4 separate regions of the Homo sapiens genome follow, and regions 2, 3 and 4 are each linked to region 1. The links are chromatin contacts, found by Hi-C or POLR2A ChIA-PET in ENCODE. All regions are on one chromosome and are shown on one strand. Each heading gives the region's core, a stretch centred on a gene start or an enhancer-like site at or near the end of the contact. The rest is flanking DNA. Distances are from core to core; before and after follow the strand shown. Region 1 overlaps DIRC3 (disrupted in renal carcinoma 3). Region 2 overlaps DIRC3 (disrupted in renal carcinoma 3). Region 3 overlaps DIRC3 (disrupted in renal carcinoma 3). Region 4 overlaps DIRC3 (disrupted in renal carcinoma 3).

Region 1 (6,149 bases), core at 65-2,564:
CTGGGAGAAAACAGAACCACAAAGAGGGGGAGGTCGGCTGGTGGAGGGGACTGACACCGGTTGCATTTCAGGGGCTTCGCAAGGGGTAGAATGAGCACTGGACTGAGGGTTAGAAGACCAGGGTCCCCCACGTGTCTCTGCCTCGAATCAGCTGGGCCCCCGTGAGCTGTCACTTCCCCTCTCTTTGGGTCTCAATTCTCTCTTATAAAACGGAGCATCCCATCCACCTCTAAGAATGGGTTCAAGGAGCAGATGAAAATGTGTTTTGAAAATCCTGAGGCTCTACATATGTACAACCAAATTCTGCCCATCTACACAGCCACTTTTAGCTGTTGTCCCCAAGGCCTGGAAGCAGGCAGAGGGGAGAGTTAGGTAAGCTCTCTGAGCACATCCAAGGCTGGAGGGCTTCCCTCAGCAAAGGGGGCCCAGAGCACCAGGCTAAATCCATGTCATTCAAGCAGCGCTCAGGTTGTGTCTAAGCAGCTTTGATTTTAAAAGATTAGGAGGGCCGCAGGGTGGAAAGAAAAGTTGATGAGGCAACAAAGTCCTGCCCGCAGTACCACACTGCCCTCTGCAGGGTGTCTGTGAGAAGGCACCTCGGCTGGCCAGGTCAGGTTAATTCCGACTGCCCAGGGTCACAGATCCATTCCCGTGCCTCCACGCAGTGCAAGCCCTCTCCAAGTAGAAACAGGGATTGGGGGGGTGCTGCAACCACCCTCAGTAATCTGCTCTGTCTTCAAACAGCGCAGGCCTTTCTTGGTGTCTGGCCCGAATCTTCCTCTTGTCCTGACACCAACCATCTTCCAACCTGCCCTCCGAGGAGCCTGCCTTAGCGTCTCTTGCTTGTGACTCTAAAGCCAGGATTTAGAAGGTTCTAGAAAACAGAACAGCCCTGGCTCCTGCCCACCTCATTGTACCCTCTTTTCTCCAGAATAAGGTGGTTTCTCCATACCCTGGACATATTTTGGTCCTTGGAGAAAGCCCCCACACTGAAGGAGACGTGTCTTGCCTGAATCAACAGACAAGCCAGCGTCCTGCAGGTCTCAGTGATGAACCAAAAAGTCTGTGACTTTCACGAACATCAGACCCAATCTCCACAAATGATCTGGGATTGCGGGGGACATCCAGGGCCCAGAGCCTGCCCCCACGGCAACAAGGAATGTCCTCCAAGGCCCTCATGGCACCAGACCTTCCCCCTTCTCCATCCTCTCCCTGGCTGTGTGGTTCAGAGTGGGGCACTCTGCAGCTGGCTGACCAGCCTCCAGGCATGGGCTCAGGCCATGCTCCCTGTGTGCCCTGTGCAGACCCGGGGAGACGCTGCAGCCGGCCTGGCCATGTGACACGGGTGATTCACACACGCAGACGCCCAGACCAGTTTCTCCTTTCTTCCTCTCCCAGGCCATTACAAAAGGCACAGTCTCAGCACAGTGCTGCATTGTTCCCAGGGTCAGCAGAGGCTGGAAGCTGAGGGGAATTAGGAAGACAGGGAGTTGAGCAGCGTAGAGTGGTTTTCCATGCAGCATATGCACCTCGTGCAAGCCAAGCCCACTTCCTGTCTTGGCTCCAGCTCTGGAGCTCAAGTTTATATCTCCCTCCTTCAGAACCAACTTCGGTTTGGGTTGTTGGCTTCTTTAATTTTCCACTCTCCGCACGTGTGCATTTCTTTGAAAAATATGCACGTGCTGTGTCTTTTTTCTTCTCCAGCACACATCATTCTTTAGAGACTATAATATAAATTCGGAGTCCAGCAGCCTTTGTCTTTAAGAGCATGCTTTCTCCTTTGTCTTCTGCTCTCTACCCCCAACAAGACACTAAGCATAGACAGGTTGGTGGATGTGATCAGAGGTACACGTGGGCAAGGCCAGGACTTGGGGGTGCAACATGAGTGAATGGAAGAGAGAGGAGGCTGGTCAGCAATGGTGGCAGGGGGTGGGGGGTGAAGAAATTTGGCCATGAATGGGGCAGTCAAGGATTTGGGAAATTATTCCAATTTTCCTATTCTTTAATTATGAAAATCTTCGACTCTGGGTAGGTGAAAATAATTTCCTGGTAAATAAACACTTGGAATCAGAAGGGCTTTTGGCAGCCCAGTGGTCCCATTCTGATCATCTGAGAGGTAGTCCTTCCTCTACAGCAGGCCCATGGCCAGCAGGACAATCTGTCCCACGGCTGAGCAGCTCAACTCATTAGAAGGAGCTTTGAATATCAGGTCAAAATGTGTCCCCCAAGTGGTAGGTTGTAAAAATGGTCACCCTTTTTCACTCCTCCTTGTATCCATGCCCTTAACATGTGACTTTGCAGGACTGATCTATGACTTGCTTTGATCAAATGTAATGTCATGCCATTACTGAACTTAGACTTCAAGAGACCTCACGTACTTCTGCTCTCTCACTCTGAACCCTGTCACTGGCATGAGAACAAGATCAGTATAGTCTGCTACAGGATGAACTAACACATGGAGGAGAACTCTGTCATCCCAGCTTAGGCCTTCCTAAGCTTAGACTCTTACTCTCTCAAGTCCTGGGGACAACCCACAGCCAGCATGACAGCTGACTGCAGATGCATGTATGAACCCCAGCTGAGATCAGCCAAGCCTGGCCCAGGTCAGCAGAACCACCCAGCTGAGCCCAGCCCAAATTGCTGGCTCTCAGAATTATGAGTTAAATAAATGTTGTTTTAAGTCAATAAGTTTTGTAGAGTTTTGTTATGCAGAAAAACTAAACCAGTGCAGCCCATAATAGCCCTCTACAGCTATACAGAATAATCTCGTGATTCCTTGTCCCTGAGGACAGCCCTTTAAATAGTGAAATACTTATCATTGCCTCTAAGCAACAGAATGACTCTTGGGGAGGTCATGCTACTAGCTCCTGTTTTAGAGGAAAATCACCCACCAAGACATCCTTTGCCACTTCTTTTTCACTAGCTGCCAACCTAGGAGCTGCAAACATCTTGCAGTTGCTGTCAGCATCCTTCTACAACATCTTACTCACTCATTAGAGCACTCTGACAGCCCCATACCCCAATAATCTGATCTTTCCAGCACATTTTATTGAAAATTAAGAGAAATTATAAGATTGAGATGAGGAGGACACTAAAGTACAATGAAAGTAGTTAAGTAAATTAGGCTTCTTGAAGCCACTTCTGACCCAAATCTGCCAAAACTGCCAAAAAGCCTCCAAAATAAATGTCCATGGAAGGCTTCACATGGAGCCCCAGCTCCATGGGTCACAGCAGTTGAGGGTGGTCAGGGGCTGCTGCTTCCAGCATTGGCCATGTGAAGCCAGCAGCAAATGCATTGAACTTGGTCTTGGGGCTGATGGGGAAGGTCATCACCCCCACCACAGGAGACAGATCAGACCTATGGCAGCCTCCATTTGGAACCAGATGTGGAGGGAAGTGGTGTGGGAAATGGCTGCCATCTGTGGATTTTCTGGCTGAAGACTTGACTGCAAAGTTTGCCAGTTTCAAACGAGCCCTTGCAGCTTGGCTTCCTGTTTTCCGTTTGCGCTCCCCGTGTGTCACGGCACAATTATTCTGGGAGACGTGCTCAAAATGGACACGGTCTCCAATTTTCTTTCCCTAATAACAGTGCGGGAAATAGGGGTGAGGAAGGCAGTTGAGAGAGGAAAAACCCCAAACCTCAGAAAAGGATGAAAACACTTCTAAACTCAATTTCAAAAATGAGAAAATCAAAATCACCAAATCGCAATACACAGCCCTCTACTCATTCAATCCAGTCCCCTTATGGCTGAGCAGGCTAGCGAAGAGAAGAGACTTCATGGATGTGAGGGGTGTGAGTTCTACTTTCATGGGATCAAGAATATTTTGAAATTTTCTTTCCTGAGAGCCTAAAAATCATCCGCCTGGGATGGCAACAAGGTCAAATGGCTGGTGGTAGGGTCCTGAAAAGATGCCGTCCACCACCAATTATTTTTCAACCACATACATGGCCTTGGCCATGGCTCAAAGCAGAACAAAGAAAGGGCAACTCTCTTCCAGCTCTTTTTTGTCTTCTACTGGACAAATTAATCAGCCCCAGTGCCCAAATCCATTCTTATTCATGGCCAGGAAAGAAGTTGGAAGTCTAGAGTATGCATGTTTTAAAGGTCTTTGGAACTGTCTTGCTTTTGGATTTTAGATGAAAAGATTAGGATGTGTTTGTCTGTGTGTGCCTATGTATATGAGCCTGGATTTATCCAGGCTTTTATCTATGTGCCTGGGTACACATATTTGTGTTTCTGAAAGTGCCAGCTAGTGTGCGAGCATGATTTACATAAATAAATATATCTATAACATGTACACTTGGTACGAATGCCTGTGTGAGCCCATGAATGTGCACACTTGCTGGCCAGCATGTGCATAAAGTTGTGTTTGTGTGTGCATGCACATGAGTGTGTGAATGCCCCACATGTGTTGCATGCACTAACATGTCTGCAGTCTATGTTCAAGATGGGGTGGCATGAGTGTGCATGCTAGCACACAACTGCCTGTGAGAAGGTGTGTCTGTGTGTGCACGTGTCTGTCCGTGCAAGCAGGGCTCCTGGTCTCTCCCCATCTCCATCTCCACCTCCCCCTCCATCAGCCCACAGCAGCCTCTGTTTGCCTCCCTTTGGGATCTGCCAGCTAATGGCAGGAGTTCTTCTCCCAGGGAAACAACACTCCTCCCTGCTCATTTGTGTCTCATCAGAGGGCTAACTGGCCTGGAGGGGCTCCAGGCTCCAACCCGTAAATGGCAGCCCACGATGGCAATGGACGACTTTCTTAATTGCCCGTGATGCTTGCGGGTGCAGTGCAAACACAACGGTAGCTATTAGGCTGCGAGGCCTGAAGCAGGGTTACATTTTGCGCCTGTGTGAATTTAGTGTTCCTGGGAGTTGAGAGGCCAGAGTGGGTTGGAGCCACCGAGAGGCTGTTATTATGGCCTGGCATGAGCCTGCCGTTAGCTTCTTGAGACCCTGAGGCCATTTCACCACACTCCAGAATTGCAACCCCCTTGAATTTCCAAACCAGGGACCCTGGGCAGCAATCCCCCCACCACACACACACACACATGCACACACACAAACACACACACACACACACACACACACACACACACACAGAGTCATGCTTCTTCTTTCTCTATTCTGTCTGTCTCTGATTTATTTTTCTTTCTGTCTCTTTCTCCTCACTCTATGGTTTTTCTCTCTCTTTCACTCTTCCCCTCTATCCGTTTCTTGCTTCCTCCCTTCTTTCTTCCTCCCTTCTTCTCCTCTCTCTGCCACTCTCCTAGTTCATAAGCTCACAGCAGCAGACCTAAAGCTGGACAATGACCAGCATCACCTTCACCTGCCCAACCACCAGCAGTAGCCTTTCTCCTTCTCCAGCCCAACCCCAGCCCAGTCTCTCCCTTTGGTCTCCATCCAGCCCATTCCTTCACAGTTCTGGGTCCCAACAGGAACATTTGTTATGTATACGTAACTCTAAGGCTTTGAGGAGGCTGGAGGGGTTTAGCAATGAGCTTTTTGTTTCTTTTGTTCCCCTCTGTTTGCCCCCTCATAGACGCCCATGATAACCAGCGCTCAGCCTCTTGTTTTCTGCGTTGCTGGCTTCAGCTCACATGAGGGAAACTGAAGATCCAAAGATAGCGGGAGTACTCTACATCAATACATCAAAGGAAAGGTGCCCAAATGCAGGACTCCTCCATAGCTTAAGGCACAAAACTTCTCCTCCGTAGGCCCAGAATGGAAGAACATGGGTTTGAAGCCTCCAGTTGTGGGTGGCACTTGAAGGAATTTGGAGCAATGACAGAAGACTGTGTGATTTCCTCTTGAGAGGAGAAGTGGGCCAGGAAACAGTGGTAAGACACTGCTTTATAAATGGCTTAAAATATCCTCATTCAAATAGTTCTTCAGAACATGTTGCTTGGCTCAATGTTTATGGGTGAATAAATGAGTGAGTAAACAAATAAGTGAATAAATGAATGACTAGAAGGCAATTACGTTCCCTTTCCTAGAGATTCCTAGGAATGAAAATCATACTAAATCTGGATGATCTCTCCTTAAAGTAAGGGAATGCATAAGGTGACATCAGCAGGGCTCTCCAACAGGAGGAAGTAGCAATCCTCCAGTAGGTCCCCTCCCCTGGTGGCACCCAATTCCTTTGTGTAT
Region 2 (5,779 bases), core at 565-3,064, 320 kb before region 1:
CAGATCTCATGAGATTTATTCACTATCACAAGAACAGCACAGGTAAGACCTGTCCCCACGATTCAATTACCTCCCACTGGGTCCCTCCCACAACAAATGGGAATTTAAGATGAGATTTTGGTGGGGACACAGTCAAATCATATTATCATATAAGCAGGATCTAACTTTAGCATATGCAAACACTGTATATGTGTGATTCTTTGAATTGCCCTGCAAGCCAATTCTAACATCTTGATGGTTCCCTTATTAATTATTGAGCAATATAAAATCTTTGACATGTGCTCATCTTACAATATCTAGGTGTTTTGGTTTTACCTTTTAAGAATAGATTAGCTAAAGAGAACACACTGCATGTCAGTTTTCCCAGAGCCTCACCATAAGCACAGCTTTTCCTCAACATTATGAAAAAATGAAACTTTTCCTTAGCAACATTGCATAGTTATTTTTTACATTCCTGTCCTCTTAAAGGGTGCCCCATTTCCTTTCCCTCTCATCTCCCCTTTTATTCCCCTTTCTGCCACCCCAGCCAAGTGGTCTTCATCCATTCCCTTGCAAAATTAGTTATCTCTTTTTTTGCCACCCCCACCCCAAAATTAATTTTCTATAAAAGCCGATACTCATCATCATTACAGTGTAGCTGAGATATAAACATTAATGTGCACCCTTTCGTACAGCACTTCTCTAGCATTTTGCCAGGGAACAAAGGTTTCAGCTAGAGAAAAAAAATTCTAAAGGTTGAGACTTCTGGGAGAAAATCACAGATCATTTCGTAGTAAAGTATAAAGGCTTTTCAGATACTCTGAAATCAGACTTTGTCACCTTGTGTCCCCCCACAAAAAAATAATATTTTTGAGTGATAACCAGTACCAAATAGACAAGTCAGGCTGTTTACCAGTGGAACAGCTCCAGGTTATGAAAAATAATGCTGAAGGACAGGGTCCTTTGCTAGAAGAATGTCACTTGAGGTACAATACTCTGTCCTAAACAGTCAAACAACAGACACACAGTAGAATAAACATGTTGAGCACACAAAATGAAGAATAACAATGCATTGAGTGTGTGTGTGTACAGTGTGAGAGGGAGGCAGTGTCAACTCTCTGCTGCCACCTGCTCTGGAATGGAAGACGCTGGGTGTTCAGAAGACAACCACATTGACTTTCCTACCCTGGCTCTTCGTGATCTGCCATCTCCAAACTTTTTAAGTTTTCACACAGGGCACATGGAAAAGAAGACAAGCAGCACTTTCTGAAAACATGAGTAATGGGAAGGCTTGATCAAATGAGCAGGCAAGGCCATCCCAGGGGCTTCTCCTGATATTACTTCTCTTCATGATGTAACCTGCCCACTCTCTATGATCCGCAGTTAAATTGCTAAGATAGGTTTTTGGGTTGGACCCAGAAACCGTCAGAGTCTCGTGGTCTTAGGGATCAGGATTGCTACTACCTCACCCCCCCCCCCCACTCAGTTTAAATGGGGACAACTGATGTCTAGGGACACTTCCAGAGGTCTCAGGCTATAATTAGCTGATGAGTATCCAATCTGAGGTCTTAGATATAATGAGCTGTAGCCGACAAGGAGAATTCAGGCACCAGCACTTACCAGATATGGCAAGCTCCACCTCTCTCTTTATTCCCTTCATCTTGCTTCTGCCAGCACTCCCACAGACCTCGTGCAGGGCAGTGAGCCCATGGGAAAGAGCCAAGAATTCCTTCATCTGGGGCTGTGCCTCTGCAACCCTGAAGATTTAGGGCCAGAGATGATCCGCTTTTCAGAACTCAACAGCCAATCTTTGGAAAGAACCTATGACTCAATAGCAGCCATGCGATTCAGCCTGCACCCCTCCACCCCTCTGCCCTCACACCCCCAACTTCCAAATATGGATAGAGTTAATGTCCCACTTCTGAAACACATGTGATTGTACAGTCATTCTTCAGTCACACCACCTGAAGATGATTTAGTCCATGGAATTCATCAGAGAACAAAGAGCAAACCAGCTGCTGATTGATTGGGGTGGTGTCAGAATCAGAACTAGAACACAGAGTGGGAAATATTAGGGCCAGGAATGCATCAGCTCATTTAATTAATTTTCTGAGAATCTTTGGTTCTAGTTTCTCTTCTGCTCTTCTGTCTTATCTCACTACCAAATGAGATAATTTAAAATAATGTATATAAAAGTGGTTTGAAAATAATAATATGGAATATAATTGAAATAATAATTGGAAAAACAATGAAATGAACATAATATGGAATATCTATTATGCACTGGCCAAGTGTTTTATATAAATTATTATATCTAATCCTTAAAGCTGAAGCTCAGAGAAGTTAAGAAATTTGCCTATAAACACAGAGATCTGTCTGATTCAGAAGTTCCTCTTTTGACAGTGCAGCTATACATCTCCCAAGCTGTTTACTTGGGGTATAGACCCTGATGGCTGTTCTAATGCTCTTCAGCTTTTGGGCTGGCCCCTCTAGCTGTCTTAATGAAATACAAAACAGATCTCTACAGTGTCCCAAACAAACTCCTTCATATGCCTCCACACTCCAGAACAACTAATTGCCAACGAGGAGTTAGTGATGCAATGGCAAGGTGGGTGGCTTTGTATGAACAAGAACAAACAAGGATCTTGCCTGAAGGACACATACATTCCACCAACTCCTATGCCAGGAGACTCATTTCCTTTCAAATACCACCCATTTTACAGAACGTGTCAGTGCCCTGAGTAAGCCCCACCAGCTCTGTGTCTTTAGTTTCCAAACCGGGCTGAAACAGTGGGTGTTTAATCATTGTTTTTATGAGCTCCTGTATGTCAGCACTTTGACAGATGTTTTAAATAGATCAACTCATTTAATGCACTAGTACAAACATGTGAAATATCCCCATTCTACTGGTGTGAAAACTGAGGCCAGGAGAGGTCAAATTGGAAATTCTACATCCCTGATCAGAGCCACTAACCAAGATGCAAAAAGCAACGAAGAACCTCCACAGCTAGTAACTGACAACACGTAGGTCTTTGTTAGTGGCCAACTTATTTGACCGGAGCATCCTTATGGTTATTGAAGGAAGGTTGTACATTATTGTGGTTCCCTAAGCAGGTTGTACAACATTTCTCTCCCTCTCTGAAAAGGCTGATGTCACTTCTCTAGGTGATGTTTTGTGGTATGTGATAGGGCTGGATCACATATCTTTTAGACATCTATTATTTCATTACGTAAGTCTTAGGCTCAAAGGAATTTTTAGGAGTCATTTAATAAAATAACATGCGTTGAATCCTCCCATCTTTTTAATACTTTATAATTTCTTTCTTTTTTTTTTGTTTTTTGTTTGTTTGTTTGTTTTTGAGACAGAGTCTTGCTCTGTTGCCCAGGCTGGAGTGCAGTGGCGTGACCTCAGCTCACTGCAACCTCCACCTCCTGGGTTCAAGTGATTCTCCTGCCTCAGCCTCCTGAGTAGCTGGGACTACAGGCGCCCACCACCATGCCCAGCTAATTTTTAAATTTTTTAGTAGAGATGGGGTTTCACCATGTTGACCAGGCTGGTCTCAAACTCCTGACCTCAGGTGATGCACACGCCTCGGCCTCCCAAAGTGCTGAGATTACAGGCTTGAGCCACTGCACCCAGCCAACACTTTATAATTTCTAAGCACTTTTACATGCATTAGTTCATTTGACCCTCACCACTCTTAGAAATTGTTTCTAACTTGAAGAGTTTTGTAAGGATTCAATGGAAAGTGTTAAATGAGAAAATGTACGTTTAGCACAATGCCTGAGGCACATAATATATGCCTGCTAAATGTCAACTATTATAAATGCTAATTCTTTGGAAGTGGTAGGCAATGTGGTCTATTTCCTACCACACTCCCAAGGATCTTCAGAGGATAGAGAACTGTGGGTTTTTTTGATGACCACATCTTTCCCTCAATTTTGCCATCTTATGTTTGTTTCATTTGCTTGTTTTCTGATGATAGGTAAAACTCATGTTGTCATGTACCAGCATTCTCCAGTTAGATTGCATTATAATAAGGTGATAACTCTCTCTCTGACTCTGGAAACTGGGGAAGATCTAGTGTTTTCATGGCTGGCAGATCTGAGAGGCTGACATCAAGGACTGACTTGTTGCTCATGATGGCCTTTGGAATTCTCAACCAACAGCTTTGTAGAGCTGGGTCAGGTCAGGCAGTGGATTAGTCTGCTGGACTCAGCTCTCCACTTGGGAGCCAAGAGACAGGAGTTAAAGTCTTCTTCTTAACCACTGAGTCACTAAGACTTGAATCGGGCTCCTAGCCTTCCCTGCATGAATCCTTCCTCCTCAAAACCGCTGGCTTCTGCTTCCCTCATTTGTGCTTCATAAAGCCCCACTACATGAAGTTGGAGGAACTGCTTCAGGGGATGTAGACTTGAGGTATTTATTTCTAGTCAGCTTAAATATTTAGCCAGCCACAGAGTAAACAAGATCATGGATTATCCTTGGCAGTTAACCCCAAAAGAAAGTCAAAAATAAACTGGGAGCATGGGCTTAGAAGTCATTCCCTGGTGATACTCTGGCCTGTGGGGACTTCATTAGGCACTGTCTCCATCCTGAGAACGACCCAGCCCAGTGGCCCCAGCCTTCATGGATTCACAGCATACAGCAGCAGACCCACCCTCAGCACTCTCCCTTCTTCCTTCCTCCATGGGGTTCCAGGATGAACTCAGCTGCAAAGTGGGTCATTTGAGCCCACAGTGGAGATGACGGCTATCCTGGTAGGGTGTTGGGACCCAGCCCAACATAAATGCCTGGTGGGGTAATTACTGAGATGAGACTGGATTTATACCAAGCCATTTTCCTGTTGGTGTGGATGTGAGGCTACTGCTTCACTCTGGGAAATCATAGCATTCCTATTCATGTATCAAGACTGTCCTCAGGAAAGCCCTGAGACAAAAGCTCAAGGCTAGCTGTCTGTATAGAAAATGGGCTCACATACAATCCACCAGGAAATACCCCACTTCTCTACTGAGCAGAAGCTCTGGGAGGAGAAGCTTTGTGCAAATCCCCCCTCACCTCCTCTCTCTTTCTCACACACACAAGCACACATACATATATGCCACCCACCAAATCTAAGGGAATATTAATATTAGAAACAAATATTACTTTAAAGATCTGGGAAGAAATGGAGCCAAATAAGATGGACGAACCTAAAAGACCACATGGCAATTCTCAGGACTTACTAGCAAATATCCATCCTGCTGAATGTGACAGGACTCAGTGGGGTAGGTGCGATGGTATGGGTAGTGTGTATGAGTTCAGCTGTGTCTCTGTAAAATTCATATGTTCACATTGTAACCTCTAGTACTTCAGAATATGACCTTACTTGGAAATGGGCTCTTTCCAGATATAATCACATTAAAATGATGTCATTAGGATAGGCCCTAATCTGATATGACCGATATCCTTATTAAAAGGGAGACTTTTGATACAGGACATGCACAGAAGAAAGACAATGTAAAGAGAAATTATAAGAGGGCCATCTACAAGCCAAGGAGAGAGACTTGGAATAGACCCTCCCCTCACAGTCCTCAGAAGCAGCCAATCCTGGAGATACCTTGATCTTGGACTTCTAGGCTCTGGAACTGTAAGATAATTAATTTCTGTTGTTTAAGCTGCACAGTCTATGATACTTTGTATGGCAGCCCCTGCATGGGTGGAGGCAGAAGCATTTTCCTAGCCTGCAGAAGAAAGCACTCTGGGGGATTTAAAACATGGACTCTCTCTTTATTTTGGTCTGAGGCACACACTGTAAAC
Region 3 (6,173 bases), core at 1,820-4,319, 340 kb before region 1:
CTCTCCAAGGAATGAAGAAAATCCCATTTCTATTGTCATAGAAAGAGTCTAGAGACCATCTTTTAGGGTCTGAATTTTTTGTTGGGATCTTACTCTCCAAATAGAATGGTTTATCAAGGCTTAAGAAAGATTTTGGGAAGCAAAATGTTCTCCTTATTCACATATGTCCGATTGTGCACAAACACATACATCACTTCCACTCTCTTCTTGGTGGAAGAGAAACTAATACAAGGAGTCAGCGGATGCATACTAATGGTGGAACAATAGGCTAAAGTTCCCTGGGCTACATATTCGTTTGTCCTAAGTCCTGGTTGTTGAGTCTTCTTCATTTTGAGATCTGGGCTGGAGGAGAAATCCCTCCCTGGAACACACTGCCCTTGCAAAAGAAGGAAATGAGCTGTGTAACCTGATGATGTTTTTGAAAGTTTCTGCTCAGATGTAGCCCACGTAACTTTTGCTCACTTTCCATTGGCAAATGCAAGTCATATAGCAAAAGCCGATCTATGGGATGTGTGTGTATAATTCTCTTAAATACATGGAGGTTAACTGAGTGGGGACAGTAATGGTACAATACCCATCGAATAGTAACCTCCTTATCATCCTTCAAGAAGCAGCTAAAAATGTCATCTCTTCAGTATCATTCCATGGAAACATCTATCTCCCTGTTCTGTTCTACAGCATTACAACATTGAGACTTTCAGGACAATGTGCTGATTCCCCTACTACTTAGTGAGCCCTTTGAGGGCAGTGATAGTCTCTTATTTTATTCTATCTTCCCGTTACTTAGAACAGTCCCTGGAGCCTAGTACATTGTGCTATTATTGCTTACTTAGGGGAAAAAAAGGTGGTGCAATAATGCATGGAATCAGTCTTGAAATCCAAGGAATATTAAGAGAAAGTTATAAAGGAGGAGATGGAGAAAGACCAAAAACTGACTTTTGCACTTTTAAGTTGAGCTGTGTGTGTGTATATATATAATAGATATACAAGAAATATAGATGAGGCAGCTGCATTTATAAGCCTAAAGTTTTGGAGACATTTTCAGGGTGGATATATAAATTTGGCATACATTGGCAGTCATCAGCACATAGACGGTGTTATCACCTAAGAAAAGAATGGAGAAAGAGATGTTTATGATGTGTTTCCCATTTCCCACTTCCCACTTCCTGACTTGCCCAGAGACTGTAAGTCAGAACCTCTCCTTGGACAGACTCTTTTTTTTTTTTTCTTTGAGAGGGAGTCTTGCTCTGTCACCTAGGCTGGAGTGCAGTGGCGCAATCTCGGCTCACCGCAACCTCCGCCTCCTGGGTTCAAGCAATTCTCCTGCCTCAGCCTCCTGAGTAGCTGGGACCACAGGCGTGGGCCACCATACCCAGCTAATTTTGTGTATTTTTAGTAGAGATGGGGTTTCACCGTGTTAGACAGGATGGTCTCGATCTCCTGACCTCGTGATCCACCCGCCTTGGCCTCCCAAAGTGCTGGACAGGCTCTTAAAGTGTCTTCTAAAAGATCAACCTTGGTTGACCGTAGGTTTTTCATTAGAATGGAGACATATACTCAGCCTCAAAACTCTAATTTGACCCTCTGTTCCTTTGGGCTTACTTCTGCATGGAGCTGGGTTATATTATTATAGGGACCTTCAAAGTGCATTACCCGTCACCCCCGGACGCCTGTTGCATGAGCCATCCAAACCACATGTCTGTCACTCTCTTCCCTCCTCTTCCCCCATTTGTCATGTTGGTAGGATGACAGCTTTGTATTGAGTGAGTAATGAGGGCCAGGCATGATGACAAATGCCTTGCATGTGCTATCTCATTCCATCCTCACCACAACCTGGTGAGGGAGGCATTGACTCAATTTACGGATGTATTCAAAGCTCAGAGAGGTTAGGTAATGTGCCTCAAGTCAGCACGAGTAAGAAGCAGGTCTTTTGAATGGAAGTATCTCTCAGTGCAGATTCCATGCTCTCCATAAGCCACCAAGCTGCCTCAAACACAAACAAATCATTGAGAGCTGAGTCTTCTGGAAAGAGATATTTACACTTTGCAGGTAAAGAAACATACGCACATACACACGATACGTCTATATCTGTGTGTAGATATAAGTATACTTGGATTTTTTAAAAAAACAATATGTTACATAATTTCCTGCATTCTTAAATAGATAATGAATAATATTTAATAATTCCTCCATACTTTTATTTCATGTCTGCTCTGTGCCTCGCATTGTGTCAAGAGCAGTGTTTTGAACTTATTTTGAATTAACTGTTGTCCTCCAAAACTCTTAAGGGTTTGCGGTTTAACTGAAGAGAGGTAAGCTACATGCTGCTCTATGATCACCCTGACCCCCAATGTGATGGTATTTGGAGACAGGGCCTTTGAGAGGTAATTAGGTCATGAGAGTGGAGTGCTCCTGATGGGATTAGTGTCCTTCTAAGAGACAGGAGAGAGCTTGCTTCTTTTCTGTCTGCTCTCAGCTATGCCAGGACATAGCCAGGAAGAGGGCCTTCACCAGAACCCGAACAGCCTGGTACCTTGATCCCAGACTTCCATCTTACAGAACTGTGAGAAATACATGTCTGTTGCTTAAGCCAACCAGTCAATGGTCTCCTGTTACAGCAGCCTGATTAGTTCAGACACATACACATGTATGTATAAAAGAAGAACAGATCATATTAAGAGGAATAAGATACTTCTTTTTAAATGTTAAAGGCCTTCTAATTTGCAAGTCTTTTTCCTGTGTATAATTTCATTTGATCTTTGAAATAATTACCGCTATTTAGCAGACAAAAAAAATTGAGGCTGGGAAAATTTCAGTATTTGTTGAAGATTACACGACTAGTAGATGCCAAAGCTGGGAAATAAAACCCAGGTTCAAATCCAAGATTCCCTCTGGTAAAGTGAGGCTGACTCTTTACGGGAACAAGCTTCTCTCCTGTTCTCCAGGACCTCTGAGGAAGGAAATCTCACTCCCTTCTTCCGGCACCCAGGAACCTCGCTCCTTTATAGGAATGAAGTTCTGGTGTTCATTTTTGCTAAACTGCACTCGTGGGTTTGGCTGAGTGATGCCTGAGGCTGGGGGTGGCGGGCAAGAGAATGTGTGTGCCGTGTAGCTCCTGCCAGCCCTGCAGAGCTGGCATTTTCTACAAGAATGCTTGCTTCTCAGAAACACTGTTGATAATGAGGTTGCTCATTTTTAAAATGCTGTAACTGATATTCTGGGAAAACAAACCTGGTTCCAGAAGTGCAGCTGTGGTGTTTGGATTTAAGCTTGGAGGTAGTTGTTTAAGATGAGCTTTTAGCTGGCCTGACGACCTGTCAATGGACTGCGACGGGGCGGCACAATCAGGCCATTGTACTAACAGAGAAATCTCAGGGCTCTTCAGAGCCTAAGAGGATTGTGAGAATTCCTGAACCTGGCACCTACTAAAGTGGACTTTTCACCTCTTGGGACCCTGGTAAAGATGAAGAGAGAGAGAGTTTCAAATCAAAAGAAATGTGCCACGGATTACAAGAAATCCCCTCTAGCCTCAGTCAGACTTGGAGGACATGCAAATGCATTTGAATGGAGGAAGACTATTTGGGGCCCCTGGGAAACAGGGTGGCACAGAGCAGTTTCCTGGCCTCGAAGAGGATGCAGTTTTCCAAGATGTGGGGTTTGCTTGTGCATCTCCATGCGCAGGGCAGGGGGCTCAGCACAGTAATAACCAGAGTCACACACCATAGGCAGATCCCTGGCTCTGCTTGGAGGGACAAAGATTCAGAGCTGGGCGGATCATCAATAGACCATCTACACCAAGCCCCTGACTCCTGAACTACATTCTTTCCATCATACCCGTCACTCCATGTCTATTTTCTCAGTATTGAATGAGAAAGGAAATGAATGTTTACTGCATCTAATTATGTGCCAGGTGCCTCATTAAGTTTATAATGGAAATCACACAGTATGATAATAGCCAATATTTAAGAAGAATCTAGTAGGTGCAGGCATGAGTCTAATTGTTGGATACACATTAACTTATATTTAATTCTCACAATAGCCCCAAGTGGTAGGCTGTGGTGAGTATCTGAGACAGAGGCACAGAGAAATGTTCTTAGCCAGCAAGCAAAAGAGCTGAGATTCCCCGCCGATGGCTGTCTGACTCCAGAGACCTGCTCTTTGCCTCATGTCAAGGGTACAGCCTGAATCAGATAAGGTTCTCTGTCCCCAGTCTGGACACATGGCCCCTTTTGAAATTGTTCCAGAACAAGTTTCTTCCTCTTTTCCTACCTGACAATTCCTCCAAGAGGCAGAGCCAAAGGAACCTTCCACTCCAGGATTCATCTGAAAGTCCTCAAAGACAGCATCTCTTAGCATTACATTGCTAAAGGTTTTAAAAACCTGCCAGTCCTTAAAAGTTTACCAACCCTACTGAACCAATAGGTATCTAGTGGTGACAACACTGGCTATATTTTTAAAAATTGGCATACATTGCACTCAACACTTCTGTTTGTTCTGTGTTCTGCTTTTAATTGGTGCTTCATATTCTACATAATCTAATTTAGTAAGTCTTTTCTTTGTGAACTGTGTATGTCAACTGATAGAAAGTAGATCCATTCTCAAGGAGATAATCATAGGCCGGAGCTAAAGAAGAAACATCTTTACAAAACACAAACATGAACATGGTAACCTTTGGTTTGCAAATTACCTGGAGATTTTTTAACCCTTTGGGATCTTGTTTCTCACTCACTATCTCATCAGTCTGGCTTCTTCCCACAGCCTTGCCCTGGAGGCTCCAGGCACAGAATTACAGTGGCACAAGCCCTTCTAGGGTGATTGTGCCTTGCACACACAGCTCCCTGAACACATTCAGACCGAGCACCACATTCCTTCTACCTGGCTAACGCCTGTGAATCTGCCAAAGCACCATCACCCCCTCCAGGAAAAATACCTTCACCAGACAGCATCTGGGAAGTCAAGTCCACTTCCTAGAGGTTCCCCTGTACTCTGTGTCTACCACCTGCTATCCTGACACCTATCACCTCCAACTGTTATCGGCCAAGTCCTGATGACATTGTGAATTCTTTGAGGCAAAGACTATACTCCTTTGACTCTATATCCTCAGAGTCTTGATACCATCCTGGCACACAGCAGAAGCTCAAAAATGCTTGATGAGTGAAGGATACACATTTATAAATCCACTGTTTAAATAGAGTTTAGGGTTTTCAAAGGGCCCAGGCATATGAACCTCCTTTGTAAATCACCCCAAATCAAATACAATGTTCACAATAACATACAAGGATGGGCTCCATCAAACTAATTCAAATGCATAGCTGCAGCCTGTTCTTTGCTTTTATTTTAGTTTTTCGTATTGGGTAGATTTTTTTATGGGGGCGATGTTTTGGAGTACTGTGGTACAATGTTCTGCACCATAAAGAAATTTTAGTGTTTAGAAGTCAGAAATTGAGTCTGACTGTGAACTACAGCAAAGTGCATGCATGTAGGCTGTGCATTGACCACAGAATGCAAATGCTGAGCCATTATAATATATCTAGATCTACACAGGTAGGCAGATAGCTAGATATAGATACAGATATACATAGATAGAGATATAGACACAGATACAGATATTGTTATGTAGATAAATAGCTGGATATAGTTTCTTGTTATATACAGAGGAAGGTCTTGATCTTAGTTTTAATACTGAAGACACAGGCAATAATTAGCAAACTCATAAATTCGAGTAATGTTTATTTAATTTCTGGCAAATAAAATCATGATATATTTGTTTGAATTCAGTTCTCTCAGTATATTACATTTATTAGTCTCCCCTCCCCCACATGCCCCAGAATGTGAATTTAGGTTTCAAAAGCCTTTGTTAAGTTTTGGAGATCACTCTAGTCTATCCATTGTTTTTATTAGTTTGGGTCCATACAGACCATTCTCTAATTTTACTTTCATATGTGTTGAGTTAGTGCATCCATGGGCAGGGGGACCAAGAGAGGAGGCCTGAATCCAGATAGGAGAGGGCCAGAATAGAAACAGGAAATTAAAAGTAGAAAAGGGTAGTGTGTGTGTGTGCGTGTGTGTGTGTGTGTGTGTGCGTGTAGAAAAGGGAGGAAAAGCCACAATCAGGAAACCCAGATCTTTCCTCCCTCTGCCTCTCCAGCCTTGGAAATTCTTTCTGAAATACA
Region 4 (5,877 bases), core at 1,972-4,471, 280 kb before region 1:
TTTTCATCTGTAAAATTATATTACAGCTAAGAACTGACCTACCAGAGGGCAAGAGAGTTCCAGCCCTTTAACACCCTGGTATTGCATTAGGGTTGCTCAACCCAAGGGTCATGATGCATAACTCTCTGGCCATGGAGAATCGTTTGTGTGGCTAGAATTTCCTGCTGTGCCCCCAGCCCAATGCCAGGAAATCTCTCCTCTGTTTTTTTTAATTGATCTTTTGTTCGTATGTGTTGTTTCTTCTTTTCTTTGTAGGCTATGAGAAATTGAAGTAAAAGAGGAGGGCTAGTGATCTAGTAGGAACTGGATTTCAATTTTGAATCTGAGTACTTGGTGACATGAGATAGGGTGTTGATAGGTTCACCCATCACCTAACAGCAGAGCAAGGAGAAGATAAGATGGGATGCCAAGCACAAGAATAGATTTCTGAAGGGTCCCAGGGCCCATGAAGAGGGGCCAGACCCACACAGATCCCTACAGTAACTTAGGAGCTGGCACAAGGCAGTGAATTTAAGGGCAGTTGGTCCTTCACTCTAGGTATGTCCCTTTATGGTTTGGCAGCCAGGTATATGCCAGCTTTTCAGGGGCAGGCATTGAAAGCTGCTGTGGGAAGCACAGCTGGCAGACCCTCCAGATTCTCGAAATTTCACCACTGTCCCTGGTATGTTGGCTAGGCCTGCCTCAGTCCTTTCCCTCTTACTGACTCTCAAGAAAGGGATGCCAACCCGTCTGCTTTGTCTGGGAGACTTCCGCTGTTTCTGAGAAATACTGGCTATTGAGAATACCTTCCGGTCTCTGGTCCTCCCCAGTTCAATCAGCCACAGACAGGGCACTTGTTTCCTCCTTGCACCTTAAGGGACAATCCACCCACCTGCCTCCTCACTCCTCGCTCGCAATGCTTACTCAGCCTAGGCTGGAGCCCACCTGAAATGGGGAGGGCCAGGACAACTCTCTTCAGAAGTAAGGGGTGTGGGCGACTTTGTAATGTCTGAGGCTTTGGGTTTCTGAAAATGTCACTGTGTTTTTGCTGAGTCATGGCCAGTTTTCCTGATCTCCATTTTTCCTCTTACTGCTTTTGCCCCTTTTGTCTGGTCCTCATTCCTTAGAACTCAGATATCACAAAATGTCTCCTGGGAATAGATGTACTGAGGCACTGCTACCCTCTTTCTCTCTCTCTCCCTATCTCTCTCTCTCTCACACACCCCCACAGATACACACACACACACACAGAGGAAACCTCATGAAATCTACAGGAAAAAGTATTAGTTTGGTGCAAAAGTAATTTGCGATTTTTGCCATTCCTTTCAATGGCAAAAAACACCATTACTTTTGCACCAACCTAATATTTGGCATTCAATTACTTCTCAAGCAACTGATTGCCTAATCTCTTTTCCTTTAAAAAAATTTATGTTCTACCTGTATAAAACAATATATAGTTTTGTTTTTTAAATTATTCAAGCTGGAAAGTACAAAAAAGTTTAAAAAATCACTCCAGTATTCCATCATTAAGACCACTCTTGTTACTTTTACGTAAGAATTGTTCCTGTGATCTCTCAATGTATACTGATAGGCATAACTTTCTAAAAATGAGATCTTACTGCTGTTTACTTTTTAAAATCAAAAGTATTAAGTTTGCCTGAATTTAGACTAAGAAAAAGATTATTAGGAACCTTTAAAAAATCCTAATATAAAAAATGTCACTTTAACACATGAAATATTCATTCCTAAAAGGATTCTTTTTGTTTGGGGTAGGGGGAGGAGTTGCAAAACTTTAAGATATGGGAACCACGACATTTTTTAACTCATTAGACCCTGGCTTTTAGGGCCATGGCTTGTATTTTACACTTGTTTAGAAGCTATGTTCTTCAAAAATAAAATTAGAACTCACCAGGTGTTTTAATTATTCTTTACACTCCTGCTTCAACACTTTTGCATCGTGCTTCCTATCTACGTAACACGAAGAATCCCCCTCCACTGGGACAACCATCTAGAAAGGGGGAAGAGAAGGAGAGGTTAAGGAAGAGACTGAGAGGATCAGATATCTAGAGAAAATCCATTTGAAGCAAGGTAGACTGGCTTTCTGCCTAATTCCCCCTTTCTCTTAGCAATAACAGTTTCATAATTAGCTTTAGCCAGATTTCTAGATAATTAATCCTCCCACCACAACCTGCCCTACACCATTGTGACTTGGAAAAAAAATTAACCCCATTTTAATGGTACTGATCTACTTACATATGTTCTTATAAAACTGCTTTAAAAATGCAGTATAAGTAAGTGTAATGCTTAGAAAGCTGTGGGGCATGTCTCAGTATCAAAGCATTACTGAATTCAAAACAGCATGGGTATACCGGTATTCCAACCTGTACTCACATCTCTTCTAACATTTTAGGATGTGCCATAGCATATGTCAAGGTTGCTTATTAAACTTTCAATCTTCTCCTGTTCTTTGGCATCCCAAACTCCCTGACCCCTCATACTTCCTACCCCAGGAGAACTTGCCCTTCCATCCACAGCATTTTATCCCGCCATCTTGGTCCCTCAATCTTCCCCCCTCCTTTTCTCCCCTTCCAGTGTGCTCCTCAGTAGTCATGAGCCTGGGCGCTTGCAGCTCCCGCTCAGGAATGCGCTTGCCTTGCTTTCGTCCTTTCTCTTATCAGAGAGGAGTGGGGAAGAGAGAAGATGAGCAAATATGCCATAAGAGGGGAAAGGCAGGGTCTGTCACCTCCACTTTGCTGATGATTGATGTCATGTTGCACTGGCTTTGTGGCTGGGCCCTTGTGAAAGGTGTGAATAGTGGTGGGGTGGGGGACAGATTGTTTGAAACCATCTCTCTCCGGTTGGTTTTGTTGGTTTCTCTACTCCTAGAAGCAGAGGAAAAAGAGGGGGAAGTTAAATATGTGGTGATGGTACTACCTTTTAATCAGTGTCTCCAAATATCCTTCAGAGCAGATTTTCTCAGCATCGGCCAGCATGAAACGAGGGTCTTTTTAAAGATCATTTTCTTTCTTGGATCAAAGTTTCTTTGTTTGTGATTCTGAGTTCCGTTCCTGTGTGTCTCTGTGGTAGGGCCTTGAATAGAGGACTAGAAGGAGAAGAATAAGAAGAAAAGTGTATATCAGGTGCTTTTAAAAAAATCAATTCAAACGAAAATTGCAGAAGGGTGCCTGGACAGCTAGGCTGACAGTGACCAGAGCTGGAGAGAGAGGCTCTGCCTGGTAACAGAGCTCTGATTGGCCAGACCTGTGCAAGGACTAGGCCTATAGGGACGGCTCTGAGCTGTGCTTCTGCAGGCAGCTGAACTTGGCAGGCACAAGCAAGCCCTGCAAAGACACGCTCAAAACAATCCAGAGTACAGACAGCTGCTGGCGTGAAGAAGCTGTGAGTACTGACAGCACTTGGGGTTGTGAGCCTGCCACTTAACTCTACAGCCTACTGCCTCTGCCTCTTGTGGTTAGATTTCTGTCTTCCAGATGATTAACTCTTTGAGACATGGTCTTACCAACAGTGGTAACACAGGCAGGGAGTGTCTTTGAAAAACAACTGGCCAGGGAGTCAGGGGTCTAGGTCTATACCAGGCATTAAATACTGTATGTATTAGCATGAACAGGGGTGTCTGCTTGACACTGTGGTACAAGCTCCACACCACCAATCCCTCATACAGCCCAAGAAGATAGAAACAGTTACGATCCCATTTTCCAGAGAAGAGAACAGAATCAGGCCCTGCACACACAGTCTGCAACTATTTGGGGGCACATGTGGACTCTCAACCATCTTCCGGTCGACAGCAGTTCAGTGTCAACTGGAAGACAGGCTGCTCTAAGGCAACGATGTCTTCTGGCCAATTTTGGGCTGAAATTGAAGTATTAGGTAGAGCCAATTGTTCCTATTATTAAAAATAAAACCCTGGGAGAAAAGATTGAAAAACGAATATTTTTTAGTGAGGAATTAATAGATATTTGTATTCACAAACTGAGTACTTAAATGCAGTTTAAAATGAAGGGACTGGCCAGTTGTGGTGGCTCATACCTGTAATCCCGGCACTCTGGGACACCAAGGCGGGAGGATCACCTGAGGCCAGAAGTTCAAGACCAGCCTGGCCAACATGGTGAAACCCCGTCTCTACTAAAAATACAAAAATTAGCCTGGCATGGTGACGTGTGCCTGTAGTCCCAGCAACTCAGGAGGTTGAGGCAGGAGAATTGCTTGAACCTGGGAGGCAGATGTTGCAGTGAGCTGAGATCATGCCACTGCACTCCAGCCTGGGCGACAGAGCGAGGCTCCATCTCAGGAAAAAAAAAAAAAAAAAAAAGGAAGGGATTGTATCTATATGCAAGAAAATATACAGTTCAAAAACATATTGTTTACTGGAAACAAATTGCAAAACAATTCATGCAGTGTATTATTCAGCCAAAATTTTACAACTACAAAGCAATACCATCTATTATCTGATATATAAAATCTGTAATGAGCTAATAAAAACATGGACCGGAATAGTATATATCAAATTACTGACAGTGGTCATCGCTGGAGAGAAAGAAGCAAGACTAGGATGGAGAGGAGGAACAAAATGGTTTTCAATTTTAACTGTGAGATATACTATCTGAAGCCTAAGTGACAAAAAGTGAACATTTTAAATATGAGCAGGGGATATGTGTATCATATTATTCTTCTGCTTTTTCTGAATTAGAAAAAAATAGGAGGGTCTTTCCCGGGGGCATCTTCATTGTGCCATCCTGCTCATGTGATGGGAAGAAATTCATCCCTGGCGTTATTGCTCCTAGGAACATCCTGTGGGAGATGAAAGTATGTGTGCTGTTTTGAAATTAAAAGCAAAGCAGGAAAAGTCAAGAGTCCTCTTTTTCAGAGAGAAAAACTTGCAGAACCTGTGGAGTTGTTACCCCCATACTGTTGACAATCCTCACTCTTCCCTTCCCTTCTCAGCCAGAAAGCAGCCTTTATTATTTATTATTTTTATTTTTTGTACAGGGCTCCCAGCCAGCCTCAAGGGTCTATGTATGCTAGTGTGATTGCTGTGTTTTTCTAACCACTTCAAAGGTCATGTTCACTTATCTGTGAAAACAAGTTCTCATTCCTTGCACCCTATTTGCCTTCATGTCTCAGGAAATAGGGACGGGCAAATCACTTGCCAGGTGGGAAGAAAATAAAGGAATGTTGTACACACACCCTACTCTGAAGACCAGAGCGGAAAGGGAACCTATCTGTGTATCCCAAGGGGGCTGTGAGCAGGAGAGAAAGACAGAAATACAGCAGAGAGATGTGACTTACATGTCCTAATCTCCCCACTCCCGAGGTGAACCCCAAGATCAGAAGGAGGCATAGTGAACATTTCCAACTAGATATGGAAGGAACCTGAGAATATTTGGAGGAGGAGACCAGCGACACTGTTTCCCAAACACAGCTTAGGGGAGACTGGGAGCATCTTGGAAGAGCCCCACACAGAGCCATGTTCAGCATGGCCTGAGTGAGGGCGGAAACTTTAGCGGTGGAGCAGGAAAGTGACCAGCTAGGCAAGCCTCCAGCAGCACTGCTTGCACTCCATGGCCTGCCCGGGCTGAACAGTGGACCTAAGAATTCATAAGTGCTCCAGAGAGGGACAAGGAGGGACTAAGAGGGCCCTGAGTTAAGAAAAAGACATCACATTGCCCCCAAATGCCACTGGGGACCAGTGGTGCAGAGTGAATCAATCGGTGACTGTGATACACAGTTTAGTTTGTCCTCTGTCATAAGAATAAATATCAGATATCATAATCAGGGAAAGCACAAAGAAGAGAGAGCTTTTGAGAGCTGTTTACCTAGAATTTAAATTCTTCATGTTCACTTTAGTACCTCTTTAAATGCTCAATTCCTGCGAAAACA

What was found. A loop is a pair of places that touch in the nucleus more often than their neighbours do. ChIA-PET counts read pairs that join two places held with the same protein, here RNA polymerase II (POLR2A). Pooled maps may share reads with other maps.
Region 2: a loop to region 1 is called in a pooled map, with 5 times the contacts of the local background. The contact joins two enhancer-like sites. A Hi-C loop is called at or near these places in 3 of 168 maps with a recorded cell type or tissue (IMR-90, PC-9 and mesothelial cell of epicardium) and 1 of 50 pooled maps. POLR2A ChIA-PET finds 5 or more read pairs at or near these places in 2 of 52 experiments (BJ and GM12878).
Region 3: a map of MCF 10A shows a loop between it and region 1 (21-fold over the local background). The contact joins two enhancer-like sites. A Hi-C loop is called at or near these places in 4 of 168 maps with a recorded cell type or tissue (IMR-90, MCF 10A, PC-9 and 1 more) and 7 of 50 pooled maps. POLR2A ChIA-PET finds 5 or more read pairs at or near these places in 3 of 52 experiments (GM12878, PC-9 and activated T-cell).
Region 4: a loop to region 1 is called in a map of heart left ventricle, with 2.2 times the contacts of the local background. The contact joins two enhancer-like sites. A Hi-C loop is called at or near these places in 2 of 168 maps with a recorded cell type or tissue (heart left ventricle and prostate gland) and 5 of 50 pooled maps.

What each region holds. Positions count from the first base shown.
Region 1 is chr2:217,713,102-217,719,250 of GRCh38, forward strand. All of the region lies in intron 2 of DIRC3 (disrupted in renal carcinoma 3), which reads right to left. Among named protein-coding and RNA genes, the nearest start is that of DIRC3, 74 kb to the right of the region's middle. RefSeq lists an enhancer at 624-673. Within about 2 kb of position 1,315, at least 19 of the 41 ENCODE cell types and tissues checked have a DNase peak (open chromatin) inside an H3K27ac peak, as active enhancers do; they include heart left ventricle and prostate gland, where a contact is called at or near this core.
Region 2 is chr2:217,392,042-217,397,820 of GRCh38, forward strand. All of the region lies in intron 8 of DIRC3 (disrupted in renal carcinoma 3), which reads right to left. Among named protein-coding and RNA genes, the nearest start is that of DIRC3-AS1, 110 kb to the left of the region's middle. Within about 2 kb of position 1,815, at least 11 of the 41 ENCODE cell types and tissues checked have a DNase peak (open chromatin) inside an H3K27ac peak, as active enhancers do.
Region 3 is chr2:217,368,804-217,374,976 of GRCh38, forward strand. All of the region lies in intron 8 of DIRC3 (disrupted in renal carcinoma 3), which reads right to left. Among named protein-coding and RNA genes, the nearest start is that of DIRC3-AS1, 89 kb to the left of the region's middle. RefSeq lists an enhancer at 1,193-2,392. Within about 2 kb of position 3,070, at least 5 of the 41 ENCODE cell types and tissues checked have a DNase peak (open chromatin) inside an H3K27ac peak, as active enhancers do.
Region 4 is chr2:217,431,035-217,436,911 of GRCh38, forward strand. It overlaps DIRC3 (disrupted in renal carcinoma 3), which reads right to left. Exons shown (of 13, transcript NR_186301.1): 4 at 2,914-3,082; 5 at 1,889-1,987. Among named protein-coding and RNA genes, the nearest start is that of DIRC3-AS1, 150 kb to the left of the region's middle. Within about 2 kb of position 3,222, at least 14 of the 41 ENCODE cell types and tissues checked have a DNase peak (open chromatin) inside an H3K27ac peak, as active enhancers do; they include heart left ventricle and prostate gland, where a contact is called at or near this core.